Linked DNA regions of Homo sapiens: region 2 is linked to region 1. A link is an interaction called in ENCODE POLR2A ChIA-PET data of the cell type or tissue named here. Cell type or tissue: OCI-LY7. All regions are shown on one strand. Links, peaks and the distances in the headings refer to the core of each region. The heading gives the core; the rest is flanking DNA.

What was found. Peaks named below come from ENCODE experiments on the same cell type or tissue, not always from the same donor. Only the 100,000 strongest peaks of a DNase experiment are listed, where the experiment ranks them.
Region 2: POLR2A ChIA-PET joins it to region 1 with 5 read pairs; 2 of 35 experiments call an interaction of 5 or more read pairs at or near these places.

What each region holds. Positions count from the first base shown.
Region 1 is chr3:14,223,643-14,234,082 of GRCh38, forward strand. LOC105376958 (a long non-coding RNA gene) reads left to right here and starts at 1,068. Exons shown (of 2, transcript XR_940606.3): 1 at 1,068-1,984; 2 at 6,063-6,507. RefSeq lists a cis regulatory region at 8,705-9,569. In OCI-LY7, for the core only: no CTCF peak of the experiment used is centred there; a DNase peak (open chromatin) is centred at 5,629; H3K4me3 peaks cover 1,027 bases; H3K27ac peaks cover 1,118 bases.
Region 2 is chr3:14,384,344-14,394,783 of GRCh38, forward strand. LOC105376959 (a long non-coding RNA gene) reads right to left here. Exons shown (of 8, transcript XR_007095825.1): 6 at 9,046-9,178; 7 at 6,772-6,919; 8 at 5,399-6,047. It also overlaps the pseudogene RNA5SP124. Among named protein-coding and RNA genes, the nearest start is that of SLC6A6, 13 kb to the right of the region's middle. RefSeq lists an enhancer at 9,968-10,440. In OCI-LY7, for the core only: CTCF peaks have their summits at 5,333 and 8,069; DNase peaks (open chromatin) are centred at 3,797, 4,058, 5,078 and 5,578; H3K4me3 peaks cover 2,357 bases; H3K27ac peaks cover 4,254 bases.

The DNA.
Region 1 (10,440 bases), core at 2,587-7,586:
GTGCTGACTTTTGAGAAGCAACGTGCACTTCAAAACAGCAGGCATTATGTGGAGCTGGAGCCCCATCAGATAGACTACATGGGAAACAAGCAGTGGAAATAAAAGTGGCCCCATCACCATTGTACACAGTGACTCATCTCAAGAATACCTTTAACTTTAGGCTCCACTGGACCAGTAATGCTGGTCCCTCAGCATGTCTGGGGTTGATGGGGAGAAGATACTTATCCCAGGGATGCCTAAAGCTGTAGCTGCTCCTTGTCATTTTAGGTTTCTCATGCCAACAGAGCAGTAGGCAAAGAAAGGAGTTCTTACACTTGTAGGAATATCAGATTCTGCCTATCATGAGGAAATAGCACTGCTGCTAGATAGTGGGGTCAGAGAAGAGGATGCCCCAAAGCTCAGGGGATTCAGTGGGGCTCATTTTGGTGTTTCACAGCCCAATGACAACACTTATGGGCAATTGCAGCAATGATAGTCTGCCCAGTGCACAGTGACCAGGGCTTCAAACCTCTAGGGATGATGACCCAGTTACCTCAGCAGACCAGCAAGCTCATATGCAGGAGTGGTGGTCAAGTATGAGGGCTATGCAGAATGAGTAGTGACACACAGGGACAATGAACACCAATGATGACCTTAGAATTCATGGTAATTGATGGGGTCTGTAGCTTGTTTCACAAACCCTCTTTCTTAACTTCTTTGTAGAAATTGTGACAGGCAAAATCCTGAAAGAAGCAGTATCAGGAGGGAGTGGACTTAATATGGGAAAGCAGTATCCCCCAGGTCTCAGCATTCCTACACAAGCTGGCCTGACTTCTATATCCCAACACATGCATCTCTTTGCCGAGGGCTTCCTCTGGCTGCTGGAGCCTGCTGTAACCACAGGCATGGCAGCCTAGAAGTGCCTAGAGTACTAATGCCATATCCCCAACTGCAGCCCTCGACCAGCCCAACCTCAGATAAGATGTCATGGAGGACGTCAGGATATCATTGTGTCCTCCACTGGCTCCACGTACTCACGGGGGTAGGTTGTATGTTAACAATTCCTTTCTTGCCTCCTTGCATTCTGTCTCGGTTCACACTCCCCTACAGTACTGATTGGCATGAAATAAACTACTTGCACTCAAATCCGTGACTGAAGGTCTGCTTCTTGGGGAGCCCAGGATAAGATGCCCCACGTCTCTCCTCCTTCCTTCGAGGAAGCCTAGTGTCTTGCTTCTGACTGTTTTCCTTCTTTTTCAAGCACAGAAAAATGGGCCATTTCGACAGACATAACAGTTTGCTCACTGAATTGCTGCCCATTGTACTTGGAATGAGTAATAACAACAAAAGCCTCCCTAACACAGTCTACCAGAACCTGCAGTATCTGAGCCCAGCCTGCCTCCAGTCCTGTCCTCAATCACTGCTCATAGTTTTATTGCAGGGAGCCGAAGGCCCATGGGAAATGACCAACTCGGCATTCCACTGGAGGCTATATGATCAAACAGCAAACTGTTTATCATGAATGCAGGATGTGGGCAAACTCACGACTGCTCCTGCCGACAGAAGGTTTGCTGGAGGCAATCACTCCCTGGTACTGAGGTTATCTATGGTGACATCTAGAGCCTCTTGTTCGAGGAATGCAGTCTTGCAAGCCTACTCTGGACTGAGCAGCTGACCCCTTCTTCCACCCCTCTTCTCACTATCTCTTTTGCCTAATAAATATGGAGGGCTGTGTAAAGCTCAGGGTCCTTGTCCACTAGAGGCAAGGTGCCCCCTGACCCCTTCTTCCAAATATACTCTTTTGTCTCTTGTCTTTTATTCCCAGGTTCGCCCCCTTGGTTCAGTCCCCCTAGGTCCATGCAGGCTACAAGTGGCACTTGAACAGGCAACAGTCCGAACACAGGGACTATGAGGACATGAACGAAGAAGGTCTGCCGGAGCAGAGGAACTGAAATTGAAAGGTGAACAGGGATGCCGGGCCGGGTCTGCCAGCAGCGGATATAAGGTCAGTGCCCTAAGGAGGTACTGGGAGTAGTGCTTTAAGGAAGTGCTGGGAACCGGAAGTTTTCTGAATCAGGCTAACAAGGGGAAGAATTTGTCTGTTGAAGACAAACATTATGTGCAGCTGCTTAAAGTTCTGTTGAGACAGTCTGGAGCTCAGGTTAATTCGCAGGCACTAACTAACCTCCTGCAGAAGCCACAAAATGTTACTATGCATAACCCATGGTTTCCCCAGGCAGGCACTCTTGATGTGGAAAATTGGGACAGAGCACGAGAAGGATTAAAACGGGCTCATCAAAAAGGTCTTAAAGTTGATTCTTCTGTTTTCTTCACTTGGAGTTCAGTTCATACTGTACTTCTGACATTATCTTCTTCTTATTCTGCAGGAGAGCAGGCTGAATCTAAATCTGAAAGAATATGTTGTCCCACCCACAGCTCCAATTGAAAATAAAAAACAGGAGAGGGAGGATAAGAATTGACCTATACTCCCTCCTCCAATTGCAGAAACATCTGTACCGCCTCCTTTGGTAGCAGAAATAGAAACCCCAATACAAAGAATTTTATGCTCTGCTGCCATAGCTGGAGAGCCCTTAGGACCTCTATGCGTAATGCAAACACAGGTTGTAAATGTGCGCTGGCACCTGTGAGATGTACAAAAAACATGGGAAATTTTCTCAGAACTTGTCAAGATGTAGGAACTGAGCTTCATTGCTCTTCAATGTTAGCTGAAGCAATGGCTAATTTAGTAGTTGACAAATCTAAAAGGAGCCAAGGGTCAAACCCTAAAATGGGAAAATAATTGTGGAAAAACTGGACATTTAAAAAAGGAATGCCACCAGATCTCAGGACAGAAAGGATCTTACAATGCAGTTCCCCCCACCCTGCCCCACAGCGGAAAAAATGCCAGGACTTTGTCCTTGCTGTAACAAAGGAAATCACTGGGCTAATCAGTGCTGCTCAAAATTTCATCAGATTGGCACAGCCCTGTCGGGAAATGAGATGGGGGCCTGGACCCCAGCCCCACAAACAATGAGGGCATTCCCAGCCCAAACCTCAACCCTGTTTCAGGGATGGGTTCCCGGAGGTACATTGATTCCCTCCCCCCAGGAACACCAGGAAGTGCAGGATTAGATCTCGCAGTCAGAGAACAGGTAACGTTAGTTGGTGGAGACAAACCTATCAAAGTTCCCACTGGTATTTGGGGACTTTTACCAACAGGATACACAGGACTAATTTTAGGCAAAAGCCGGCTTAACTTGCAGGTCATTACTATAGTCCCAGGAGTTGCTGACTCTGATTATGAAAGAGAAATTCAAGTAGTTTTAATGTCACAAGATCTTTGGGTTTTTGAACCTGAAGAATATAATGCTCAATTATTGCTTGTTCCCTGCAAATTACACCCCTCTCCATGAAAGGAGAAATGAGGAAATAAAAGGTTTGGGAGCACAACTACATGGGAAATCTATCTATCCCAACCCATAGCCTCTAATAGACCCACATGTGTAGTACAAATTAAAGGAAAGAAATCTTATGGGCTTATGGATACGGGAACTGATGTGTCAGTAATATCTAAAGACAATTGCCCCCATCCTGGCCCTTGCAATTAACTTCTACATCCTTAGTGGGAGTAGGAACAGCTCAACGTGTTCAACAGAGTGCTGAGATTTTACCTCGTCTCAGTCCAGATGGACAGTCATGTACTTTTCAACTTTATGTTGCAAATATAGCCATCAATTTATGGGGTCGAGACTTACTTACAGCATGGGATGGGAGACTTACAAATGAAAACTTTGATAACTCAGAATTTAAAATGTAGAAGAACATGGGATATCAGAGTGGAAAAGGTTTGGGGAGGTTTCTACAATGAAATCCTAACCCGGTATCAGTAACTGGAAAAACAGATAGAAAAGGGCTAAGGTGTCAGGATTTCTGACAGGGGTCATTGATATTTCTCCTCCGCCCACTGCCTTACCATTAGAATGGCTCTTTCCACCTAATCAAACAGTCAAAACCTTGCAAATTTCTCTTTCTTTAATTACACAAATTGCATCTACGGGCAAGCATAGGTCAAAAATGCTTATGGGATATGATCCTGACAAAATTATTGTTCCTTTAGACTCCCAGCAACAAGCCGCAACTTGGGAAATGGTGACTGCCTGGCAAACTCTTTTGCAGATTTCGTGGGTGCTATAGATAACCACTACCCCTTAGACAAAATTTTACAATTTTATAAAATCCACTCTTTCATTCTTCTTGTGATTACTCATCACACGCCTATTCCAGGTGGACAGACTTATTTTACTGATGGCTCTTCCAAAGGTCATGCCACTATCTATGGACCTAAACACACTCAAACAATAATGACCCCTGGTGCTTTAGCTCAATGCTCAGAGCTAATTGTAGTCATTCAGGTTTTACAGCTTACAGCTTCAGATCCTGTCAACATTGTCTGTGATTCAGCTTATGTTGTAAATGTAGCCCATTGCATAAAAGCTTCTACAGTTAAAAGTACACTAGACCCAGAACTGCTTAATTTGTTTCACTTATTCTCATATGCTGCATGCTACATGCCAAACAGGTGAGACAGCTGTTCATGTACAGCTACACTGTCATCATTTGCTCATATGGGGCTACCTAAACAAAAACTGACAAGGGACCCACTTAATCTAGTCATGCTTTTCAAAATTTCTTACAGCTTTGGGCTATAACCCAAAAAACAGGAATTCCTTATAATCCTAGAGGACAAGGCATTATAGAACAGGCACATCAAATATTACAACGCATGCTGAAAAAACAAAAAAGGGGTATAGGAGGCCAACTACCACCTTAATCAAAACTACATTTAGCCTTATTTACTTTAAATTTTTTGACTGCTGGTATGGATGGTAAGACTCCAGCAGAAAGACATTGGCAAATGTTAGAGGAAAAGAGGAAAGTTTATCCAAAAGTGTTATGGAAAACGCCGGAAAAAGGAAAATGGAAAGGTCCAGTGGATTTACTGATGAGGGGAAGAAGGCATGCTTGTGTTTTTACAGGAGATGGACAAACCGTGTGGGTGCCCTCAAGGTGCGTGCGACTATGGAATGGGAGACTGGAGGAACACAGGGTGGCCAACCATGGGCCCAGTCCCTCTGATACAAGCCATGAGTCAGCTAAGCCTGAGTGCAAAGATGGAGAGAAGGCCAACCGGAGTCACGACACAGTTCTAATGTTACATTTGTAAAGAGTATCACCACTCAATTTACAGTTTGTGTTTTTAATCCTTATGTCTTTTTGGCAGCTAAGAAGGACCAGCTCTAGGTAAACAATACCCAATTGACCTATAAATCTTGCCAGTTATATCACTGCATTAATCATAGCACATTGCAAACATGTAATATCTCTACTTTGTTGATTTTAGGTCTCATCCCTGGGCTATGGATTCCCGTTAATCTGTCTGAGCCTTGGGCTGCCACACCTGCTTTGCATTTTGTAAAAACTTCTTCTAACTCAGCTAACTCATTGTGTCCATAGAGCCTTAGGCACGATAATTTTTGCTATTGTTTCCTTGATCACACCAATAACTTCTGTTGTGATATCTTCTGTAGCTTTGCATAGTTCTATTCAAACAGCTTAGTACATGGAGAACTGGACATGCACAGCCAGCCAAGCGTGGCTACTTCAGAATAAAATTAACACTGAGTTACAAACTGAAGTGGTAATGTTGAAATCCATGGTTCTATGGTTAGGGGAACAAGAACAAAGCTTGCAATTGCAGCAACAATTGTGTTGTCATTTTACTCACACTCATATTTGTGTAACCAACTTAGAATATAACCAAAGTAAGTATCCGTGGGACCTTGTGGAAGCCCATTTTCAGGGAGCTTTCACATCCAACATCACCTTTGATATTGGTGAATTACAAAACAAAATTCTTGATTTAAACAGGCAAACTCAAGAATTTGAGCCTTCTTTAGAAGACTGGACCGGATTCCAGCAAGGCCTGGAGAGCCTCAACCCTTGGAACTATCTAACACACCACAGTTACATCTTTTATGTGGTTCTTGGAATAATGTTGTTTTGTCTCTGTCTTCTGTTTATAGTCTGTAAAATCAGATGGACTGCCAATTGGAGAATGAGAGCTGCCCAGCCTGGCCTTATGTTCTTTCAATTAATTCATAAACAGAAAGGGGGATATGCAGGGAGCCGAAGGCCCGTAGGATTCGGCATTCCACTGGAGGCTATGTGATCAAACAGCAAACTGTTTATCATGAATGCAGAATGTGGGCAAACTCACAACTGCTCCTGCCGACAGAAGGTTTGCTGGAGGCAATCACTCCCTGGCACTGAGGTTATCTACTGCGACATCTAGAGCCTGTTGTTCGAGGAATGCAGTCTTGCAAGCCTACTCTGGACTGAGCAGCTGACCCCTTCTTCCACCCCCCTTCTCACTATCTCTTTTGCCTAATAAATATGGAGGGCTGTGTAAAGCTCAGGGCCCTTGTCTACTAGAAGCAAAGTGCCCCCTGACTCCTTCTTCCAAATACACTCTTTTGTCTCTTGTCTTTTATTCCCGCATTCACTCCCTTTGTTCGGTCCCCCTAGGTCTGTGTGGGTTACACAGTGGCACCCCGAATAGTGACAGAATCAGGTGTTCCACATTTTATGAACACCCTTCCCATCATTTGTCATTTGGTGAATTATTACTCATCCTTCAGATTTTAGCTTTCAAGCCATTTCCTTGGAGAGACTTCCCCCAAGCCCCCTCATATTGACCATTTCCCTCTATGATTCTCCTTCAAAGGACACTCTGCTTTTCCATTTTATGCTTATAGTAAGTTGCCTTCCTATATTTACTGGTGTGTTTATCTGATTAATATCTTTCTCCCAACTAAACTGCACAGAAATGTTGAGATGGGCCCTGAAGTTCTCCAAGGTAGATAGATGGTGGCAGTGAAGTTGTGATAAGGAGGGAGGGCAAGAGGGGACGTGGCCAGAAGCCCACAGGTCCCTGGCTGATGGAAACATGAGGTGTGAAGAGGGACAGCATTTTCAGAAACTTTGAGTGCCGTTTTCCCTCTTGACCCCACAACCCCCTCCACCTAGGTCCTCATTTCCTTGCTCCTCTTGATAATAAAAGTTTTCAAAAGAATCATTCATGCCCCTTGTCTCCTATTGCTCTCATCACAGTCACAAAATCAGGCTTTTGTACCCACTACACAACCAAAATATTTTGTCAAGGCCAGCTATGCGCCTCCAAGTGGCTGAATCCCAGGGACTACAGTCACTCCTCATTCTCTCTTGGCCCATCAGCGGCAGTAGACACAGCTGTGGGCCCCACCTTCCTGAAGCCTTCTCTTCCCCTTGCAGACCGCTCCTCTGCTTCTCCTCCCTCGCCAGCCACTCCTTCCCAGTCCCCTTTGCTGGTGTCTCCTGACTGCCTTGACCACTGAATGCTGGGGGCTCCCAGGTTCAGGCCTGGGTCTCCGCTTCTCTGACCACAATCACTCCCTTGGTGATGTTCATTCTGAGGCACACAGGTTTTAAATGCCTCCTGTAAGTCAACAGCTCCCAAATCAGTATTACTAGCTTAACCTCCTTCCTGGACGACTGACTCTATACTCAGCTGCCTGCCTGCAACCTCCCCTTAGAGATTGTAGATATGTCAAACTACACATGGCCCAAAGCAAGCTCCTGGCTCTCTTCTCACCCCACCCTGATCCTCCTGCTTTTTTCCCCATCCCAGTAAATGACAACTCTGTCTGTCCATGAGCTCAGGCCAAAACCTCTGTGTTGCCTTGACTCCTCCCCACGTCCAATTCATCACCATCGTCAGAGGTGGTCCTCCTGTGTCTGCCTTTGCCTTCTTGCCGCTCTTTCTCAACCGTGCAGCCTCAGCAACCTTTGGAAAGGAGAGTCAGGTCATGTCACTTCTTGGCTAAAAAGATTTCAGTGACTTGCATCTACTCAGAACAAATCCAAAGTCCCAACAGCAGTGCACAAGGCCCTACCTGACCTGCCCCCAACCAACTCTCCACCCTCCCTCCTCATCTCTGACCCCTCTCCTTCTTGCACCCTTTTCTCCAGCTTCCCTGGTTTCCCTGATGTTCCTTAAATGTGACAAGCTCACTCCTGCCCCAGGGTCTTTGCACCATTGGTTTTCCTGCCTGCAGTACTTTTTGCAGATGGCCCCGAGACTTGCTTCCTCATTTTTTCAGAGTTCTGCTCAATATCAGCGTCTCCATAATACCTTCCTTGACTGCCCTGTTATCAATGGCAACCCCATGTCCCCAGAGCTTCCTATGCCCTTAAGCTGCATTTTAAAATTTCACAGCATGTATCCCCATCTCATTTTCTATATTCGCTTGTTCGTTTATTGCCCATCTCACCGGCTAGAACCTGAGTTCCATGAAAGTGAGAACTGTATGCCCAGCTCACCTCTGCAGCTGGGAAGAGGCCCTGCTAAAGGAATGAATGAGACTCTGCTCAATAAATATTTATAGATTAAACCAACAAGTAAGTGGATTTATATTTACTTCCACGTGGATCTCAGGGTTATGTTCAAGATGTCATCTAGTAATGAGAGTTGTGAACTGGGATTCTGAGGAAACAGCTCATTCCTGACTCCTTACTAACCCTTTTGTATGTTTTCAAAGCAAACATGCAAAGCATGAAGACCTTCAAAAACCCTTCTCTTCCCTCTCAAACCCTGATTCAGCTTGCAAAGGACAAAAGAGCCCTTCCTTTTCTTGTAGGAGACCTGAGTCTCTTAGATGGTTTCCCTATATGACCTTGGTCAATCCAGATACTCTCGTTGGGCCTCATTTTCTCCTTCTGTAAAGCCTCCGAGATCTTCCAGCTCTGACGTTCTATGGTTCATTTCCACCTGAGATGGCTGTGGCACTTTGACTTCACTGGGGGAAGCATTTCAGATAAGCAGGCCCTGCTATCTCTGGAGCCTTTCTCTTCACCTTCATCCCTTCACGTGAAACCCAACGCCAGAGCTTCTGGGACAGCCTCCTCATTGATAAAGTGTTCCCTGACTTCTCAATGAGCTTGCACACTGTAGCTGCAGCGATAATGGGCTATATCTGGCTGGCCCGGAATCTTGCCTATGTTCCAGTCAGTGCTGTGACTATCAGTTGTCTGCTGAGCATGAATGGCCAGAGGCAGAAAAAGGACAAGGAGCCCCGCTGGTGAGAAGTGGAAGTGATTAACTTATGTCGCATGCTCCAGCGGGAGTCTCAGCCAGCGATAGGCGAATGAGTGTATGATGACAGCTGCCTTGGAGTTCACACCACACCATCAGCACTCTGCAGGAAACAGATTACTTCAGGGCTTGAGAGCTCGTTGACAGCTGGAGCTTTCTGATAAAGTTGTCAGAAAGTGAAAAGGACAGTCCCAGGAAGTTGTAAGCTTCCTGTCCTTGGAGGTGTTGTGGTAGAGGAGGAGAAGTGGTGGATGGGATGTTGTAGACGAGGTTGAAAGTGCACTGATGGGCTGGGTGCGGTGGCTCGTGCCTTTAATCCTAGCACTTTGAGAAGCCGAGGCAGGCGGATTGCCTGAGCTCAGGAGTTCGAGACCAGCCTGGGCAACATGGTAAAACCCCCGTTTCTATTAAAAATACAAAAAATTAGCTGGGTGTGGTGGTGCATGCCTGTAATCCCAGCTACATGGGAGGCTGAGGCACAAGAATGTCTTGAACCCAGGAGGCAAAGGTTGTAGTGAGCTGAGATCATGCCACTGCACTCCTGCCTTAGTGACAGATGAGACTCTGTCTCATAAAAGAAAGAAAAAGAAAGAAAGAAAGAAAGAAAGAAAGAAAGAAGAAAGAAAGAAAGAAAGAAAGAAAGAAAGAAAGAAAGAAAGAAAGAAAGAAAGAAAGAAAGAAAGAAAAGGGCAGTGATGGGCAGACCATGTCTGTCCTGTTCTTCACAATGTCATTATAACCTAACATGGTCTCCTCTTCTGTGCTCAGGGGCTCAGGGCCAAGGTGTATCTGTCTGGGCATCAGTTGGGGCCCCAGGAAATGGTGGAATGAGGGGAAGGTGGTATAAGCAAGTTGGGCTAAACTTCTAGAAGGAGAGCCAGGATCCAGGTGTCAGGAAAGGGCAAAATCCAGAGATAGTCAGAAAGAGAGAGGAATTCAGGGTGGGAAGCAAATATTCACAATAGGAGAAATGAGATAAAGTGAAAACAAGTCAAGATCAACTAAGATCGGAGGACAGTGGGTCCAAGTGGTCACTTATAAGTTGGAAAAGGTATGATGCCAGGTGCATTGGCCTAGATTTAAAAATGACCAGAAGTGGGGTGTACATTGTGTCTTGCTGATAACACTGCACTGCAGAACACTAGCGATCATCTTTTCAGGAAGGCCAATTCAGAAAAAACAGAAGGACTCATGGGCCACGTTTACCACCACCTAAAATACTTCTGTTAACTCTCATGAAAAAAAATACAGATATTCTTGTAACTTGGATT
Region 2 (10,440 bases), core at 3,241-8,240, 160 kb after region 1:
CCTGATCCTTGGCGCTGTCTGCACAGACAGGCACCAACTCTGTGCCTCCTCTGGAGTCAGGCAGCCAGGATTCCAGTCCTGCCTCTGACCCACTCCCAGGTAGATTATTTCCTTGTTGGCAAAGTGGGGCTAATAATAGCACTAGTCTCATTAGGCTATTGTGAGGATTAAACGAATTGATGGCCAACAAAGACAACATTGCTGCTGCCATTACCCCCATCCTCTCCTTCCTCCTGCCTCCCCCCACCCCCCACCATGTAAGCCTTTCTCCACTTCCTTTTTCTTTCTAAAAAGAAACATAAAACTAGGCATCCACCTGGTCAGACATGGTTTTTGTTTATTTGTTTGTTTTGAGATGGAGTCTTGCTCTGTCGCACAGGCTGGAGTGCAGTGGTGCGATCTCGGCTCACTGCAACCTCTGCCTCTCAGGTTCAAGCAATTCTCCTGCCTCAGCCTCCTGAGTAGCTGAGATTACAGGTGCCTGCCAACACACCCGGCTAATTTTTGTATTTTGGTAGAGACGGGGTTTCACTACCTTGGTCAGGCTGGTCTTGAACTCCTGACCTCGTGATCCACCTGCCTAGGCCTTCCAAAGCGCTGAGATTACAGGGCGTGAGCCACCACACCCGCCCAGACATGCTTTATAAAAATAAAAAAAGGTGAAGCGCAGAGCTCCCTGGAGGCTTTGCCGGCCAAGGGGAGCCGCTCACACCCACAGCATTGTCCCTTTGTGGGATCTCACCGCTCCTCCTTACCAAAGAGCCTAAAGTGCTGGGCACTGTCCCAGCTCCACGATCTAGGTGAGGACGCAGAGGCCCATGCGGTGAGGTCGTTTGCCCAAGATCACACAGCTCAGACATGCCAGTGGGGCTGCCCTACTCTCTGTGCTGGGGTCCCTTGGTGGGGTCCCCAGTGAGACTTCACTCATCATCTGTCATTTATTCATTCCTCCTTCATCTTTGTGTTTCCTGATGGACCTCACATCTCTTAGAGAAATGCGCAGACTGTCCCATTTACTTCTGCCACCCCCAGTCCCTAGCACAGAAGGCAATCCTGGACGGAAGCTGAAGAAACACATACATAAGACAGTGTTTGAAAACATAATATGCATGTGCTTCAGCCCTTCACGTGTGCATGTGGCTTCCTCCTTGAGCCACTTCCAGCACCTCCACTCCATGGAATCCCATCTCGCTAGGGCCAGGGAGGGCTGATCTCCAGGTAGGCACATCCACATCACCTGTTAATCCTCTTGCACTGAACCTTCCTTCGACTCTGTTCACCTCCCTCCCTCCTGATTCCCACGCTCTTCTTTTGGCTTCCATGACACTCCGTCTTCTGGTTTCCTTCAGCCTCCTGCCATTCCTCTTCAGGCTTTTTTATGAGCTCCTCTTCTGAGACTGACTCCTTTGAAGTTGGAATTCTTGTCTCTCTTAATGAATGCTTTTCCTGGGTGTTCTTGTGAGTTCCCCATGGTCTAACACCCTGGTCAAGGAAGGCTTTCCTGAGGGACATCTAACCCCAAAGCACCAACAGGAGCCTCTCCCTTAACCAAGGCAAGGAGAAGGGAACCAGTCCCGGGTGAAATGTAATAGTAGTAAAAATCACCATGAGGAGAGGCTTCCTTCCTTTTCTTTGGGTCGATAACAAGTATTTTGACACAGAAGCAGGAGAATATCAGCATTTATTGGGCATCCTTTGTGCCGGGCACTGTCCAAAGTGTCATCTTATTTACTCCTCACCAGCCTAGAGAGGATTGGAGTGGAAGGTGTTTGTTAGCTTAATCTGTGTAACAAGCTATCCAGAAAGTAAGGGGTTTCAACAATAAAGATCTATTTGGCTGTCAGTTCTGCAGGTTGGCCGTCTGGGCTTGGCTCAGTTGGGTGGGTCTGCTGCTGGCCTGGAGGGGCTCCTTATGAGCAGGTAGTCAGCGGGTGGGCCTCCCCCCACATGGCCTCTGGTCCCCATGGCAAGGGAAATACAAAAATTAGCCGGGTGTGTTGGCAGGCGCCTGTAATCTCAGCTACTCTTGGTGTCAAGAGCAGAAGCTGAGAGGCCTCTAGGCACCCATGTTCCCACCACATTCTCTTACCCCAAGCAAGACACAGGGTCAGCCCAGATGCATCCTGCCTCTTGACGGGGAGGGCTGTCAAGTATTATGGCCACTTCCCAATCTGCCACGTGGTCACCCAGCTAGTAGGAACAAAACGGCCAGGTGGATTCCCAGTCCAGCACCCGCTCCACAGACCCAGACTGAGGTACCTTTGTTCGGCTCCTTTCTACGGGTAGAGCTCAGGCCTTTGAGACTGGAGAGACAGGCCTCACCAGGAGGGCTGCTCCAAGGGTCCCAGGCAGGCCGGTGACAAGCAGGGGCTTGACTGAAGAGGAGGATTAAGGGCACTAAATCTGTCCCTCGGGCTTGAAGGATGGCCAAGGCACAGGGCACCTGGCCAAATGCAGGTCTCCGAGGAAAGGGGACAAGTGCGCCAGCTTTGCCACCCTGGCCCAAGGGAACTCTGGGCCCCCAGCACACACCAGACACCCTGCTGGGTCCCAGGAGCCGATGGTAAGCCATGCAGACCTGGTCTTCACCCCAACTAGCAGCACACACAGATGCCACAGGCACCATCCCTCAAATGATGTTTCCACTTAAGGACCAAGGCTGTGAAATGAAGGGGCTTTGGGGCCTGCCTGGGTGGAACTCCATCCTTCCTACTTTCTAGCTGTCAGACCTTGGGCCAGTTACTTCTCTCTCTGAGCTCTGATTTCCTCCTTATGAAATGTGTTTGGAAATTATGCCTTCTTCCCAGGTAATGAGGATTTGAGAAGACAGCGCGTAAAGTACTTCTCTCCAGCCCAGCACATGGACACAGTCTAGAAAGTCAGCCATCATCAACTATAGCCCAGAGTCCACAGTTCCCTTTCCAAGTTCCTGAGTCCAAATGTGCCTGGCTATCAGAAGGACAACTCGGAGCATGTTCCATAAGTGTTACACGTCACCCCAGTGGGGTGTGGAGTCGCTTCCCATAATCAATCACATTGATATTTCTACAGCAAAATCTATGACTATTCACAGTAGGTGGGCTGGACATGATAGCTCAAGCCTGTAATTCCAACCCTTTGGGAGGCCAAGGCAGGAGGATCACTTGAGTGATCAAGGAGTTCAAAACCAGCCAGGGCAACATAGCGAGAGCCCCATCTCTAAAAAATAAAGAAGAAGAAAGAAAGAAAGAAAAGAAAAAGAACCACAGTATATGAGCTAAATTGTTTCTAAATAGTTTCACAAAATTTCAAGTTTTGCCACCAAATTTGGGTTTTTGTTTTGTTTTGTTTTTCAAAACTTTTTGAATATGGAAATTGTGGATAGAGGGTTCTTTGGATCATTATAATTTTTTTTTTTTTTTGAGATGGAATCTCACTCTGTCGCCCAGGGTGGAATGCAATGGTGTGATCTCAGCTCACTGCAACCTCCACCTCCTGAGTTCAAGCAATTCTTGTGCCTCAGCCTCCCAAGTAGCTGGGATTACAGGTGCCCGCCACTACGCCCGGCTAATTTTTGTATTTTTAGTAGAGACAGGGTTTCACCATGTTAGTCAGGCTGGTCTCAAACTCCTGACCTCAGGTGATCCGCCCACCTTGGCCTCTCAAAGAGCTGGGATTACAGGCATGAGCCACTGCACTTGGCCTGGATCATTATAATTCTTAGTGACTCTCAACCTTGGCTGTGTATGAGAGTGAGCTGGGGAGTTTCTTAAAGGCAGACTCTTGGACCTCACACCACACCACATGAATCCATCTCAGGGGGTGAGACATCTCTTTAAGAAGCTCCTAAGATGAGTCTGATGTGGACCCCAGGATGAACCATGGTTCTATAGATTATGAAACAGGAATGCGGTGGGGTCTTGCTCACATAGGGAGTACCAGGGAAGACTTCCCCAAGGACAGGACCAAAGGATGCACAGAAACCTGCCAAGTGAAGGGTGTCAGAATGTTCCCAGCAGAAGGAACAGTGTGAGCAAGCTCCCTGTGGTCAGAAGGGAGGCAGCTGCGAGTCAGAGGAACTGAAAGGTCCCCAGAGTGGTGGAAGCCTGGGAGCAAAAGGCGACACTGCCCAAGCTGAGTTCTCCTGCTTCCTCTGCAGCTGAGACGGGGACCGTTCCTGAGGGGGAAATCTGTGTAAACAGGCAAATAGACACTTTCTTCCCAGAGAAAATTAAGCAGCAGCCCTGGTCCTTTCTTCCTAGCCAGAGCAGGAGGGTACATTAAAATCAGAATGTGTGGGGCTGGGAGGAGACACAGATCCTCTAACCTAATTTTTTTTTTTTTTTTTCAAGACAGAGTCTTGCTCTGTCACCCAGGCTGGAGTGGAGTGGCTAGATCTTGGCTCACTGCAACCTCTACCTCCCGGGTTCAAGTGTTTCTCGTGCCTCAGCTTCCTGAGTAGCTGGGACCACAGGCACACACCACTTCACCCGGCTAAGTTTTATATTTTTAGTGGAGATGGTGTTTCACCATGTTTGCCAAGCTGGTCTCGAACTCCTGACCTCAGGTGATCCACCTGCCTCGGCCTCCCAAAGTGCTGGGATTACAGGCGTGAGCCACCACGCCTGGCCTAACCTGATGATTTTAAAGTGCTTTTATCTTTAAAATTATTTGGGTGCCTTTTAGTCAAACAATTTTGCCACTGCCCCTATAGTGGTTGGAGCAAAGTGGAGGTGATGTTGGGTGTCTGGAGATCTGGATCTCCCCAGATCTCCTAGGGACTCTATGGAACCCAGTTTGAAAATCCTAGGGAACCATGACTCAGGGAGAGACGTTGGGATTGTCCAAGTCGCCCCCAGCCACCCTGCACAGGGCCGGAGTCCCTCTCCCAAGAGATTGGCCTGAGCAGCTCTCCCCAGACTTTTAGCTGTCAGGTCTTCCTGCATAAATTTTCCTTTTGCTGCAACCCATCTGTTATGGGTCACGTTGTGTTTCCTCCAAAAGAGATGTTGAAGTCCTAACTCCTGCTACCTGTGAATGTGACCTTATTTGGAGATAGTGTCCTTGCAGATGTAATCAAGTTAAGATGACGTCATTAGGGTGGGTCCTAATGCAATAGACTAGAGTCCTTATAAGAAGAGGAAAATTTGGACACAGGGACACAGAGGAAGATGGCTATGTGATGACAGAGGCCAGGAGTGCAGTGACGCAGCTGCAAGCCAAGGAACGCCAAGAACTGAGAGAGGCCACCAGATGCCAGGAAGAGGCAAAGAAGGATTCCACCAGGAGCCTCAGAGGGAGCCACCACCTTGACTTAGGACTCCAGCCTCTGGATTGTGCGAGAACACATTTCTGTTGTTTTAAGCCACCAGGTTTGTGGCACTTCATCACAGCAGCCCTAGGAAACAAACTCACCTCCTAAATCATTATTCATTTAATTTTTTTTTTCAAACAGACTCACTTCTAAACAACTTGCACACATTTTGCCAAAAAGTAAAGCTTTCATCGCTGCTACAAATGCAAGACCACAATCCTTTCTATAAATAGAAGACGCCTTAAAAATGCACACAATGAAAACCAGCCAACCTTGCTGGCTGCAGGTGCTCGATGGCTCTGATCTGGGGCCGCTTTTGTTCATCAAGGAGATGAGCAAGTGACCAAGGGGGTGAAGATGCTGGAGCACTTCACTGAGGCTTCTTCTTCTTCTTCTTCTTCTCCTTCTCCCGCTCCTTCTCCTTCTCCTTCTTCTTCTTCTTTTTTTTTTTAGACAAGAGTTTCACTCTTTGTTGCCCAGGCTGGAGGGCAGTGGCACGATCTCGGCTCACTGTAACCTCTGCCTCTGGGTTCAAGGGATTCTCCTGTCTCAGCCTCCTGAGTAGCTAGGATTACAAGCACCCACCACCACACCCAGCGAATTTTTGTATTTTTAGTAGAGACGGCATTTCACCATGTTGGCCAGGCTGGTCTTGAACTCCTGACTTTGGGTGATCCACCCCGCTCAGCCTCTCAAAGTTCTGGGGTTACAGGCACAAGCCACTGTGCCTGGCAGCTTCTTCTTGATTGAGCAACTGAATAAATGAGAATTGAAAAGGGAAAATTTATAATAAGGAAGTTATAGTTAACAATCATTTATTGTATATTTCAAAGTAGCTAGAAGAAAAGAATTGAAATGTTCCCAACACAAAGAAAAGAGAATTTTTTTTTTTTTTTTGAGATGTAGTCTTTCTGTGTCACCCAGGCTGGAGTGCAGTGGCACAGTCTCAGCTCACTGCAACCTCCACCTCCAGGATTCAAGCTATTCTCTTGCCTCAGCTTCCGGAGTAGCTGGGACTACAGGCGCACACCACCATGCCCGGCTAATTTTTGTATTTTTAGTAGAGACCGTGTTGGCCAGGCTGGTCTCAAACTCCTGATGTCAAGTGATCTGCCCGCCTCAGCCTCCCAAAGTGCTGGGATTACAGGTGTGAGTCACCATGCCTGGTCAGAAAAGATAAATGTTTGAGGTGATGGAGATCCCAATTACCCTGATCTAATCACAGCACATCATATACAGGTATCACAATATCACATGGACCCCAAAAATATATAAAACTATTACATATCCATTTTTTAAATAACAAAAAAAAAAGAGAAAAACTCCCTTATTACCTGAATACGTCTCATTCTGGGATGCTTCTCATGATTGAGGCTTCAGGGGTGGGTGTCCCATCCCTGCCCACCTTCCCTCTATGTTTGAGGGAATTGATGCCCAGAAAGGTTCAGTCATTTGTCCACAGTCACACAGCAAGTTACCTGCCAAGTCTGGATCTGGGCCAAACTCCTATGTGCTTTCCAGGAAATCGCATGTTAGATATTTCTTGGTCCCATTCAGAAGTCCCAAGTCATGCATGGTGGCTATGAGCTGAGCACATGGACACAGCAGGGCATTAAACCCTGAAGGCTGAACAAACAGATTCAGTGTGTGTGTCGTAAGCACGAGCAGTGACAGCCGGTGGACTGCAGAATTATGACTGTGCTCCAAGGCAGCTGGACTTGGGCAAAATTTGGCTCACACAAAAGGTTATTATAACCCAAGTGAAGATTTTTTTTCCTTCTCACTTCCCTAGTCCATCAGTAAGGAAAAGCGGGGTGCCTGCAGGCAGCCGTCCTGCATCTTGTCAGTAAGGTCACACAGTAAATGACAGAGGTCATAGGGCTCATGTCCAAAACCAGACACCCCTTTCACCCTCGTCCTGGCTGTGTGGCGATCTCCTTCCTGCCCTATCTCTGCTGCTCTGTCATCTCCTCTTAGCTTTTGTTGCTCCTCTGGCCCACGGGAAGGAGCAGGGCTCATAGCTTAGGGTCTGATACACTTAGATTCAAATCCCAGCTCATCCACGAAATGGATCCCTCCTCCCAGGCTATTAGGAGAGGTCCATGAGAGAGCATCTGTGAGCACTTGGCTCAGTGCCTGGCACACAGTAGGAGCTCAGTAAATATTCATGCCTTCCCCCTGCCGGATTGTGAGTTCCTGTTTTTCTCTGTCTTATGTAGGGCCAGCCTTGGAGGCTTTCCATGTCACCATCAATAATAATACGAGGCCGGGCGAGGTGGCTCACGCCTGTAATCCCAGCACTTTGGGAGGCTGAGGCGGGTGGATCACTTGAGGTCAGGAGTTCAAAACCAGCCTGATCAACACGGTGAAACCCAGTCTCTACCACAAATACAAAATTAGCCGGGCATGGTGGTGCACACCTGTAACCCCAGCTACTTGGGAGGCTGAGGCAGGAAAATCACTTGAACCTGGGAGGCGGAGGTTGCGGTGAGCCAAGATCGCACCATTGCACTCCAGGCTGGGCAACAAGAGCAAAACTCTGTCTCAAAATAAATAAATAAATAAATAAAATAATAATAATAACACAAATTGTATGTCTTTCCATGACCAGCCCTTTCCTGCATTCGGCTCTGCATTGGTGCTGTGTGGGAGGCACTAGGACTACCCTTAGGCCCCAGACAGAGGAGCCCATGCCTATGGGTTCCCAGAGGGGCCCTCCTGTGGCTGCACACCTTCCCACAAGGTCATATACACATTCCACAGGGTCCAGGGGATGTGACCATCATAAGCCAGCGCCCTCTAGCTTCTAAATTGAACCCTGGGTACCCCAGGCCCCAGAGTCCCTGCCCGTGGGCCTCTCCCCCATTCATTCAGCTGAGGGCGGAGAGGCACACTGGTGTGTACCCAGGCTTAGGGGGGAAAGGTGGGCTGTGCTTGGGGGCTGAGCTTGAATGGAAGGTGGGTTGTCCCTCTGCATGGACCAGAGCTGCTCAAGGGGTAGGACGGAGCTTGGAATGGCAGGAGAGGAGGGGTGAGGGGCAGGCCACAGGCCAGGGCCTCAGATGGGGGCTGGCACTCCCCAGCCACCGCTTGCAGGATCCAGCTCCAAGGAGCCTGGGAATTTACATTCTAAGCTGGCCTCCAGCTCACCATGAAAATAAGCACACCAAGGCGGGAGGGCAGGGTGGTTTGTACCTAACAGCGTATTAGCCTGACATATAACTTTTCAATACTGAGACAGTATTTGCAGCATTTGTTGTCTCGGGGTAGAACTCTGCCAGTGTCAGGGGTGTCCTGGTGTCATCCCAGTGGTTTTCTCGACCACTGACCCACAGGGGACAACACATTTATCAAATAAGGAAAGTGCTGGGCCCGAGCCTTTCAATACACAAGTGTAGAATAACAGGCTTAAAGGCTACAAATAGCATCAAAGCACGAGGGATGATAATGCCTCTAGAGACCAGGTTCAAGTTCCCATGTGGCAAATGTCACCTCCACCCGAGGTGCCACTTGCACAACAAGGGTATTAACTTCTCTCCTTCCCCAGGGCCTGTCTAGGATCCCCTTTGGTAACCTGGACCTGTCTCTTCCCTTCCCATACTCCAGAATGAGCCCCTGGGCCCAGGTCAAGCACCTGAGACTCAGATGGACAACCTCCTGTGCCCCCTGCCCCTCTCTTCTTGCTCATTCTTGCTGGTTTTGTCATCCTGGCAGAAATCATCAGAATGACAGTGATAATTATGAACACTCACCTTGTGCAGGCTCTGACCTTCACATTCACCCTAGACGGGGCTCTAGTGCCATCCTCATTTTACAGATGGACAAAATGAGGCTCAATTTGGGGCTGATCCTGTGCCTAAGGTCACAGTTGGTAAGAGGCAGATCCTGGAATTGAACACACATCTCTCTGAATCCCAGATCCCACACATCTGCCCCCAAGGCTAGAAACCACAGATCAGAGGGACCTTCTGGGCATTGCGCTGTGTCATGGGACAAGTCACTTGCTGACCTCTGTTTCCCTGGGGAAGTGGCTTTGGGGAATACCTGGGGTCATCTAGAGCTGAGGGATCCTGGGAATCCAGGAGTGGAGCTGGGGCAGCCTGAGAACGGGGCCCACCCCACCCCGGCTCAGATGACCAGTCCCGAGGGCCCAATCAGGTCAGCCTTGGATCAGGCCATAAGTGGGAACAAAATAGTCAGGGAACTCTCCTCTCCCGCTTTGTTTATGGTCTGGGAGCTGAGAATATTTTGAATTGTTGTGTTTGGGGAGGGAGGGAGAAATAACCAAATATAAGAAGGCAGTCACTGGGAGGCCTGGGCAAGAATGCAGAGGAATCAGGCCTGCCTGGGGATGTCTGGGCCACCGGAATGCTTGGAGGCCCAGCACCCTCTAGCTCAAGGATCCGGCACTGATGAGACATTCACGTTGCCTGGAGAGCTTTATTTTAAACAACGAAGGAGAAAGAAGAAAAGAAGAAGAAGGAGAAGGAGAAGAAAAAGAAGCAGCAGCCGCCACCACCATCTCATGCCCATTTAAATGAGAATTTCTGAGCGTGGGACCCCAGGCATCAGATTTTTTTCAGTTTCTCCTTGGGCCACCAAGGTTGAGAACTGGTACCTCCTGTAGCAGTGGTTCTGAAACGCCAGCTGCCTCGGAAGCTCCTGGAGGGCTTGTTAGATAGGACTGTGTCCCACCACAGAGTTTCTGATTCAGGAGGTCTGGGTTGGGCTGGTGCTTTGCTTTTCTAACAAGTTCCCAGGTGAAGCTGCTAGTCTGGGGGCCAGACTTTGAGAGCCTCTCGCCTGCATTCTCAGGACTCCTTTTGTGGCTTGTGGACCCACAGCCTGGGGTGTCTCCCAGAAGCTTGTTAGAAATTCAGAATCTTGGCGCAGTAGCTCACACCTGTAATACCAGCATTTGAGGAGGCTAAGGCTGGAGGATTGCTTGAGCCCAGAAGTTTGAGATCAACCTGGGCAACATAGAGACACCTAGTCTCTAGTTAAAAAAGCAGTCTATGGCCATACTACCAGGAACGTGCCTGATCTCGTGAAGCTAAGCAGGTTTGGGCCTGGTTAGTACTTAGATGGGAGACCACCTGGGAATAACGGGTGCTGTAGGCTTTTGGCTTGGCTGGGCGCAGTGGCTC